Regions from separate parts of the Homo sapiens genome. Here region 2 is linked to region 1. The links are chromatin contacts, found by Hi-C in ENCODE. All regions are on one chromosome and are shown on one strand. Each heading gives the region's core, a stretch centred on a gene start or an enhancer-like site at or near the end of the contact. The rest is flanking DNA. Distances are from core to core; before and after follow the strand shown.

The links. Hi-C counts contacts between places; a loop is a spot of excess contacts on that map. Pooled maps may share reads with other maps.
Region 2: a pooled map shows a loop between it and region 1 (9-fold over the local background). The contact joins the enhancer-like site here to the promoter of MRGPRX4 in region 1. A Hi-C loop is called at or near these places in 8 of 50 pooled maps.

What each region holds. Positions count from the first base shown.
Region 1 is chr11:18,169,952-18,174,770 of GRCh38, reverse strand. It overlaps MRGPRX4 (MAS related GPR family member X4), which reads right to left and starts at 1,934. Exons shown (of 1, transcript NM_054032.3): 1 at 491-1,934. The coding sequence starts at 1,514. The coding sequence ends at 546.
Region 2 is chr11:18,720,120-18,724,938 of GRCh38, reverse strand. It overlaps IGSF22 (immunoglobulin superfamily member 22), which reads left to right. Exons shown (of 23, transcript NM_173588.4): 2 at 670-811; 3 at 2,898-3,029; 4 at 3,268-3,404; 5 at 4,654-4,753. The coding sequence starts at 703. The region is part of intron 2 of IGSF22-AS1 (IGSF22 antisense RNA 1); the gene reads right to left. Among named protein-coding and RNA genes, the nearest start is that of IGSF22, 3.7 kb to the left of the region's middle. RefSeq lists an enhancer at 3,119-3,308. Within about 2 kb of position 3,263, at least 24 of the 41 ENCODE cell types and tissues checked have a DNase peak (open chromatin) inside an H3K27ac peak, as active enhancers do.

The DNA.
Region 1 (4,819 bases), core at 685-3,184:
TATGAAGGGAGAATCTCTCTCTAAGGACATTATTTTGCTTTATATCTGAGAATTCAATGGAATTTAGAGGTAGCAGAACTCACTTATTAAGAATTGAGCTTCCAACTGCAGTAATGCCTCCAGTCATAGAAGGGAACATGATTTTCAGGGGAACATAGTCTGACAGATTAATAAGGAATCTTCCTTTTTGATACTATCAGGTAGGAAACAAGTATAAAGAAGAGTTTTAGGGTTGTGGACAGGAACTCCTTTTATTACAATGAAAAGTGCAGAAAAAGTGTTCAGTAGGAAAGATTCAGTGCAAGATAACAGGGAAAATGTATTGGTAATATCAAGGAGAATCCAAACATTGTACTGTCAGACTAATGCTTTCCATGGGTGAAAACTGCAACTGTCAGGTTAGATAAACATTTATTTGAAGACCTTGAGTTACCACTGAGACATTTCTGAGGCGAAACGCTAAGAAAAACGCATGTAATTGTCAAGGGTGGCAGGACAGTGTTGCTCTCAAAGTCCCGTCTGACTGACAGGGCAGAGGCTCTCCCTCATGGCCCCAATCTGCTTCCCGACAGCTCCAGGCTTTCCTCAGGAAGCTGCCCTTCACCTTTATCCACCTCAGGCTTGTCCTGCAGAGCCCTCTGGAGAACCAGCTTCAGGTTCTGCCTATTTTGACGCTGCCTAAAGGAGCCCACGAAGAAGTAAATGATGGGGTTGGCACTACTGTTTAGAGAGGACAGGGACATGCAAACCAGATAAACATGACAATATAAGACTTCCAAATTCAGGTGCATCCTGTAAATTAGGGCCCCCAGAATGCCGAAGGGCAGGCCGCAGAGGAGGAAGACCAGCACTGTGAGCAGGATGGTCACGTACAGCCTGGTCAGCGGCATCTTCCGGGATCCACAGAGGATCCTGACCAGCAGGACCAGGCTGGAAACACAGAGAACCACACATAAAAAAATCAGCCACGCGACTGGGATGAAATCTGACGTTTCACACCAACTAGAATCAGCACCACTAAACAGGAAGTCACAGAACCTCCACTCCAGCATACTAAACAGCAGGGACAGGCCCCAGAGCAGGACACACACGACCGCTGACAGGTGTGTGGGGCGGCGGCAGCGGTACCAGATGGGCCACAGAACAGACAGGCAGCGCTCGGTGCTGATGGCGCTCAGCATACTCAGGCCTGTAAAGTAGGGAAAGGTCATCACAGAAACGAGGATTTTGCGGATGAGATGGCTGATATTGATGAGGCGTAATGGCAAACGTATAATCTGGAAGCTGAGGAAGAGGAAGTCTGCTGCGGCCAGGTTGAGGATGTAGATGGAGACAGCGTTCCTGCGCATGCGGTAGCCCAGGAGCCAGAGCACAACCGCGTTTCCTGTCAGTCCGACAAGGGAAATGATGCACGTCAGCACCGTGAAGCTCAGGGTCTGATTGTAGCAAGGAGTCTCCTCACGTCCGTTGATTGGTGTCAGTTTTGTACCGAAGACTGGGACGGTTGGATCCATGCTCAGAAACCCTAGTCTGGTGCCCCTGGGAACACAAACCAGATGTGATCACCAGCTGTATCATCTCTGATTCTCCCCACCACCCTGCCGTATGGGATTTACTGTCCTCATTTAAAGAAGAGAGAAACAGAGGCTCGCAGATAATAAGTCACTTACCAAAGGTGGGGGTCCTCAAATCCAGTTTGAAATCCAGTTCTTGTTGACTCTGAAGCCTGACATCTCTCTACTGCCACACAAGTTCTGTGCTGACATGGGAATAACATTAGGATCAAAACACCCCCACTCATCCGGCCAGGGCTTTGGACCCGATGATTAATCTATCCTGGGTCTGAAATTTTCTTTCAGGTGGAGGAATTCAGATACACAAAGAGGTGGTTGTGACACACTCGTGACTAGGACTGGTCATCCATGGACAGGAAGGAAGACCATGCATTATGAACTAGAGGAAAATGTGACCTTTGCTAGGATAAGTGTGAAAATGGCTGGGCCTGGTGGGTGAGAAATAACTCAGTGTGTCAGTCATTGCAGACAGGACTACATTTTACATTTTATACTCCCAGTGCCTATTTCCATGAGCAGCACACTGTGCTTTTCATATACATTCATTCAATGAATGAATGCATGCATGAGACTAATGGTACTGGTAGATTTGGATGAAATGGAAAATAAAGATGAAAGCACAATGTAAGGTATTAGAACACACACGTATAACTGGATGAAGAAAATTTAATTCATCAGAATTCTATTTGTGGAAAGCTGTATCTGTGTTGAGAAGAATTCTTGATGTGTGCCCAAAACTTGAAATTGACCACTGATGTGCCTTTGAAATGAAGACTCAGTGTGGCTTTGCTGAACACCTAGAAGCATTTTTGTACACAGTGTTTGGGTAGGGTGTGGGTCTGAGCTGAATTACTCAGCAATAGAACAGAGGAAAGAGTAAGTGAAGATGAGGTCTGAGTGTAACTGACGGAGGTAATTGAAGTGTGGAAATATCTATGGGGGACTACTAAGTGTTCTGCTGGGTATACACAATGTAAACTTTTTGGTTCTCTCTTTCAGGAGATCTTTGGTAGCATTTCTTTGTTGATGCAAACATTTGTATGAGAGGCGTCCATGAGGGGAAATAGGCGATGTGTAGGGCTTGGAGTGTAAAGAGAGAGATTCATGCAGATTTCAACTGGAGAATGAGGATTAGGTCTAATCTGGGAGAATAACAGCAGCTGATTGAGAGTTTGTAAGGTATTGTCTCTTTTAATCACCCGAAGAGCCTAGGAGGTAAGAATTGGTATTATTCCCATATGGCAGATAATGCAATTGGAGCACAACGAAAGGGAATTATTTGTCCCAGGGGTTATGTATTACATAGTATGAATTTGAGTCCGGCAGGTCTGACTCACAATCCAGTCTTGGAGCAGCCCTTTATACCCAGCACCACCCTGTGTCGATTATATATGTTACAGGGAGTAAAGCAGAGGAGTGATTCTCAAGTTAAATCCAAGTTGGCAGCCAAAATTGTGGATTGAAAAAAAAACTGACCTAAGCAAACTCCACATAGAGAAGGAGAGGCAAATCAAAGAGGGAACAAAATAGAGGTGAGTGAATGCCATTTAGGAATAAATTCAGGAGTTCCTTTTTGCCTATCAGAGGTCACATTTGCTCTGGAATCCTGAGGATGCACAGGGGCAGGAGGCCTCCTGGTGGACAGAAGATGCACCCTTTGCTGGGAGTACAGAGAAGCATCAGGAGTGAATGCATCCATCATGAGCTCTCTTAGAGGGGCAAGGTGCCACAGCCCTGATTGGCCCAGAAAGGAAATGGGAGGAAAAGGAGAGCCTCTGTTATCCACACTCAGGGCACTAAAGAGTTTCTCTATCTATATTTATGGTATGATATGTTTGTCTTCCTCATGAAAACCAAAGCTCCATAAGGACTAAGTCATACCTGTCATTTTCCCTGTAGTATCACCAACATTTAGCCTGTGTTCCTTAAAGACCATCTATGGTATTATCCTCATATAACATAAGATGAAGCCAAGGCATAGAGAATTAAAGGGTTTTCCTGAGTTCACAACACGAAGAGCAAGTCTAATACCAGCCCCTGGTCCCTGGAACCCTGCATGAGGCTCCAGTTCTGTTCTCTGCCCCATCATTCATTATTTCTGAGGAGTTCCTGAAAAATCTTGATGTGAGCACAGAGTCAGAGACAATCAGGGCTGAAGAGACTGCTAGATTGCCCCAATATTCATTTTCCTCTTCGGTCACATAACAATTCTGAGAGTATAAAAGCAGCACAAAGACCCACATCCCAGTTTTCCTTGATGCTGGATGACATTGTATGACCAGGTGCTGTTAAGTGGAAGAATCACAAAGTGATGTAAGCAATTCCTTGCTCACAGGATCAATAGAAGGAGTAAAGCCTCTCCTTCCCCTCGTCCTTTTCCATAAGGCTGGAATGCTGATGTAGCTGGAAACCATGCAAGATCACAAAGATGAGGGCAACTCTCTAGGGACTGGGAGCCCCAATTTTTGGAATTCTGATGTGTGACGCCTTGGAGCTTCTACTTCAGATTTCAAAGATAGTCATTTCTGGGTATTCACAGGGGATTTTTTCCAGAACTTTAGCACACACCAAAATCTGCAGATGCTCTATTTCCTTCTATGTGGTATTTGTATATACCTATGCACTTTCTCCCAGATATGTTAAATCATTTTTAGTTATTTAGAATAACTGACGAAATGCAAATGCTATGTAAATTCTTGTTATATTGTAGTTTTTCAGAAATAATGACGAGGAAAAACAAGTTTGTACCTGTTCAGTACATACACAACTCCACCATACCCTTATTTTTGGAATAGTTTCCACCTGTGGTTTGTTGAATTTGCAGATTCAGAATCTAGTGACCCAGAGACACAATTATACTTTTTTGTTTAAGATATTTCTACTTCATGTCTTTTTTAGAGCAGCCAAACTTAGATTCTAAACAAATAAATATGTTCTCTTTTTAAATTACATTTTATTTTCTATGCATTTTTGACAAATGCAAACATTTCTGCATAAAAGTGACAGTAGAGAAAGACATGCCAAACATTAAAGTAGTCTCATGGAGCTGAAATGAGACAGGAATCAATCACCTTCAGGCAGAGCAAGCCTCAGGAAGTAGGAGGATATAAGAAGGTAAGAGGAATAGTCTCATTTGGCATGAGGATTTGCTTTCCGTTCTTCTCTATCCTGTTTGACATCCCAAGTGAGTGGCTTCCATGTACCACATTAGTAGGATTCTTTTTATTTCTGGTTTCTAATGAAAT
Region 2 (4,819 bases), core at 2,014-4,513, 550 kb before region 1:
CTGGCTACCTGTTGCAATGGGGAAGGTTGTAAGATAGACGCAGGAGTGGGAGGGAGCCTGTCCATATGGATTTTTATATTGTTTTATTCTTTAACTATGTGATTGAATTACCAGTTCAAAGAAAAATGTAAGAAAAACTAAACCTTTGCCTTTACCATGTCGCAAACACAAGCAGAATTGTAGTGATGTTTTGTCATCTGTTTTAGCATTCCACCAGTGCCGGGGTCCCCAGGGCCCAGGAATAAGAGACACAGCTTCCTTCTAAAGCCCACTCCAGTATGGCTTAGTCAGGAAGTTCTTTCTTAGGTCTGACTGCATTCCCTCCTGATGAAACATCCAGCACTGCCTCCTTAGTGCCATGTAGCTATCAATAGGTATCCTCAACTCCCTCCAGGCCTTACTTGGTTGGCTGGGTAAGTCTAAGCCCTATAACCTCTCCCTCTGAGACCCTGGAATAGTTTGGAGTTACTCAGTGAGAGGACAGGCCTATTGGGTCTGGTAACTAACCAGGAAAAGGAAGCTAGGAAATGAAGAAAAGAGAGCTCGACTGCTCTCCTGGCCCTCTCCTGTGTGCTTCCATCTCCTCTTATGTCTGAACACACACATAACATCTCTGAATCTCCCTCCTACTCCCTGTCTTGTCCTTCATGGCCTCATCCTCTTCCCCAGTCTCACAGGTGAGTGCCCACGCCTGCTGTCACCATGACAACCATTCACAGCCGGCAGATGCTGCAGGAGCACGTGTCCATGGAGTTCTCCAGCTCCACCACCCACGTGCAGACCTTCTCCCAGACAACCAAGATCGTGGGAGGCAAGTGGAATGGGGGCAGGGAAGGGATCGGGAAGGGCAGCTATTCTTCCTCCACACCCATCCCTTGGGTGGCCCCAGTTTTGCCACTAATGGGCCCCTCTGGAGCCCACAATACCAACAGCAACCCCCACCCAACGTGTGCTTCTAATCTTGGCTTTGTTAAAGCTTCAGCCAGCTGGATGTTCAACACAGATCAGATCTCCAGGAAAACAGCTTAGAAAAGATCAATCATGTGGATGTGTGTGAATGATTGATAAACTCTTAATTGCTGAAGGAGATCAGAGCCATAGGTGAACAGATTCTATCTCCAAAGGTAGAATTTCAGGCATAGGGGAAATTAGGAAGGTAGCCACCTTATCTACATATCAGTAATGCTGACCCTGCTCCACTTAAGAAATAGGAGACTTGGGGCTACCAGTGGAGAAAGAAGGTGAACACATAAACAAGAAGGTGACCTTACCTTCCAGGCTTTTAGCCCTCTGGGGCCAGACTTGGAAGAGGGCAGATCCAAGGGAAAGCTGAGAAATGGTCTCAGAGCTGAACAGAGTGTTTTAGTCACGTCTCTAGTGGAAAGAGATTAAAAGATGGCCGGGGGCCAAGACATTGGATACCCCTTCTCACAGTCATTGCCCCTCCCTCAAAGCCTCAAAGGGATAGAGTCCCTCAAAGTCCTCCGTGCACAGAGGTCAAGGCCAGATAAACACTCTATACCAACCAACACCTCCTGGCCAGTGAGGCAGAGCAAGTGGAACAGCTGGGACTCAAGGCCTATGGTCTAGACCAGAAGTTCCAAACTCAAGTGATTTACAGCAGTGATTCTCTGCTGTGGCCGCACATCAGAGTCACCTTAGTGCAGGGGGTGTGAGGAGGGCAAAAATATGGCAGTACCTGAGTCTCACCCCAGACCATTCAATCAGGTATTTCTTATAAAGTTCTCCATGGATTATATATGTGCAGCCAAAGCTGTAGACCACTGACCAACAGGGCCCAGGCAGGGAACATAAATGTGGGGAAAAGACTGGGGTAAACTAGAGACTGTATATCCCATCTAAAGGGGCAGCCACTATTCACCTCCCACTGACTGTTGCCATATGGGAATACAGGTTCAGTGTTGAGAATCCAGAAATCTGAATTTTTATGTGAAATCTTTCTCTTTCAGATGTAGGGCTACTTTTTTGTTTAAACATTGTGGAGGTCACATAAAAGACATCTGCAGGCCAGGTGTCCACTGCACTCTGCCTGTTTGAGACCTCTTGTTAGTATTTAAAAGCAGGCCATGAGAGCTTCTTAACACACTTTTCCCCCTCTGTCAGATTAGTGGGATAATAAAGGCACCTACTTCAGTGGGATGCTGTGAAGATGGAATAAAATCATCTCTGATATGTGCCTAGCACAGTTCCTGACTCAAGGAAAGTGTTCCATGATTCAGAGCAATTGTTGTGAATTGATAACTCACCAGCCAAGAAGATTGTCTGTAGTTTTATACTGCAAAAACAGTTTTTTTTGTTTTCCAAATATAAAATTATATTTCCACATTGAAGATGTGCTTTCAGATAAGGATATTCCCATATATAGCTCCACTGGAGTGGGACTGTGTCGTGTCCTGTCCCTCACTCAAGAATCACTACTCCCAAGGCAATGAATGCTGAACCCACAGAATGGCAGGGAGAAAATCTAGAGCAGAGCTCAGCCAAGCTGCAGACCTCCCAGGCAGAAGCAGGCCTAGCCCCTCTTAATGCTACTGGGGGACCAGGACTTCCAGGAGAGAAGCCTAAGAGACCAAGAAAATTCCAAAAGAGAAGCCTCCTTTAAAAAAAAAAATTAGGACTCAGGGCTGTGGCCCCATAAAGGTAATGGACCACTGAGGTGTGGGAAAGGAGTTCGCCTCCCCTAGTGGTTGAAACTTGCCATAACACAATGGCCCATCGACTCACCCTGCTTTCTCCCCATGTAGCTGGTCCTGCTCCCACTTCCCTAAATGCTCTTTGTTCCCATGCTCCACCGTCCTCTCAAGAAAGCTCTGTCCTCCCATCGCGAGCTGGGCTTCTACCTGGAGCCCATTCTGACCTCTCGCCTGCCCCCACAGAGGAGGTCGTGAGGAGGAAGTCCTCGAGCATAGTGGAGTTCTTCAGCTTAGTGACCCGGAGCTCAAACATCCCTGCGGGCGACAGCGTCCCTGAGTTCGTGGAGAAGCCTCAACCGGTCACCGCGCCCGAGGGTGTGTTGCTGCCTGTGGCTCACCGGGCTCCAGTGCTTCGCTTTCTAATCGAGTGCCCCCACCCTCCGTCCTACCCCAACGACCTCCAATGCTAAACCCTGGCAGAGCCTGGCCGAGGGTTCCTCCCCTGCCCGGGGCCAGGCCCAGGTGTCTGGGAGGAGGCAGAGAGCCGGCAGAGGGTGGCAGAGGCTCTAGCCTGGTGGCTAAGAGGCGAAAACGCGTCCTGTGCTCATCGCAGGGGACAAAGCCGTGTTCCGAGCCCGGGTGCAGGGGAACGCCAAACCCCACATCTCCTGGAAGAGGGAGAGCGGCATCCCCATCAAGGAGTCCGCCAAGATATTCTACGACAGCATTAACAAGGAACACGTGCTGAAGGTGCGGGGGCCAAGCCCAAGTCCAGTTACCGAGAAGGCCAGAGGCAGGGACCCCCAGGGCGGGCCGCCAGTCTTCTCACCGATGAGAGCCTTAACGGCGGCCCGAGAGCCGGGCAGTGGGAAAAGCAGCTGTCATTGCCCGAGAGGCGCGGCAGGATAAGAGAGGCCGAGTCAGGAACCGGGATATTGCCGGAATGAGCAGAGGACCCAAAGTACCCCCGGGGCAGAGCAGAGCAGGGGCAGAGCCAGAACGTGGCGGGGCGGGACGCAATGGAAGCGAAGGGGCGTGTCCACAAGGCGAGTGAGCCAAAAGGAACGCGGGACCAAGACGGTGGGCGTAGCCATGGAGGGCGGGACCATTGTGGGTGGCGAGGTGCCGGAGGGACTCGCCGTAGAGTAGGGGTGAGGGTCAGGGGCTCCGGGCTCTTCAGCTGAACCCTCCCCAAGGACCGACCATCCTTAGGTCTAACCAGCTTCTGGATCACTTTCTGAGAGCTGGGCCTACCCAGCTGTAACCCCTGGCTCCAGGCCCTTCGAGGAAAGGGAGGGATGGATCACGGGGAGATCTAGGCCTATAATTACTTATGATCCTATAATCACTCGGGTCCTGACCCGATTTCCCGTTGTGAAAGGCAAAGAGCCTCCTTTTTTCCCCACAGACAGAAGTAGTCTGCTCCCAAAGACCCATCATCACTGGACCCTAAGCCCCCCACAGCACACACGAGCTGCCCCAGTCCCCCTGATGGCCACCTCTTACACAAGCTCATTCATTCAGCAGACACTTTCTGAGAGCCTTGGCTTCTGAGAGCCTAGCAGGCTTCTGCAAGCACCATGCAGACGGGCATCAAGTCAGCCTTACTCACCACTGTTCCTTCTGGGGCTCAGCCCAGTGTCTGGTACAGAGGAGTAAATTGTATTAAATGAAGTCTCAGCCAGATGATGCCAGAAACTGCAGATAGAGTTACAAGGCAGGGGAAGCCCTGCCTTCTGGGAGCTCACAGCCAAGGGGGAGAGTCCGATGGAGAAGCAGACAGTTTTATTGCTATGGAATCAGGCTACAAACATGCATACTCACACTGACTGCTAGCTGGTACCTCCAAATCATACAGGCTGCTCAATCCTCCACACATATACCCAACAGTCAGTTCCTATTGTCCCCTAAAAAAAAAAAAGGCCTCCTACCTTATCTGACAGAAAGTCTCCCTGTGGTTCCTTTTCCTTCCCCCACTAATGGCCGGACTTTGATCCAGCTGGAGCCACTGACTTCGGATGACTCTGACAACTATAAGTGCATTGCAAGCAATGACCATGCAGATGCCATCTATACCGTATCTCTGCTGGTAACAGAAGGTGAGTTGGCCCCTTCCTCTTGGCCTTTCTTCTTAGGGACCAGACTCCCCCTGTCTGAACCTGTCC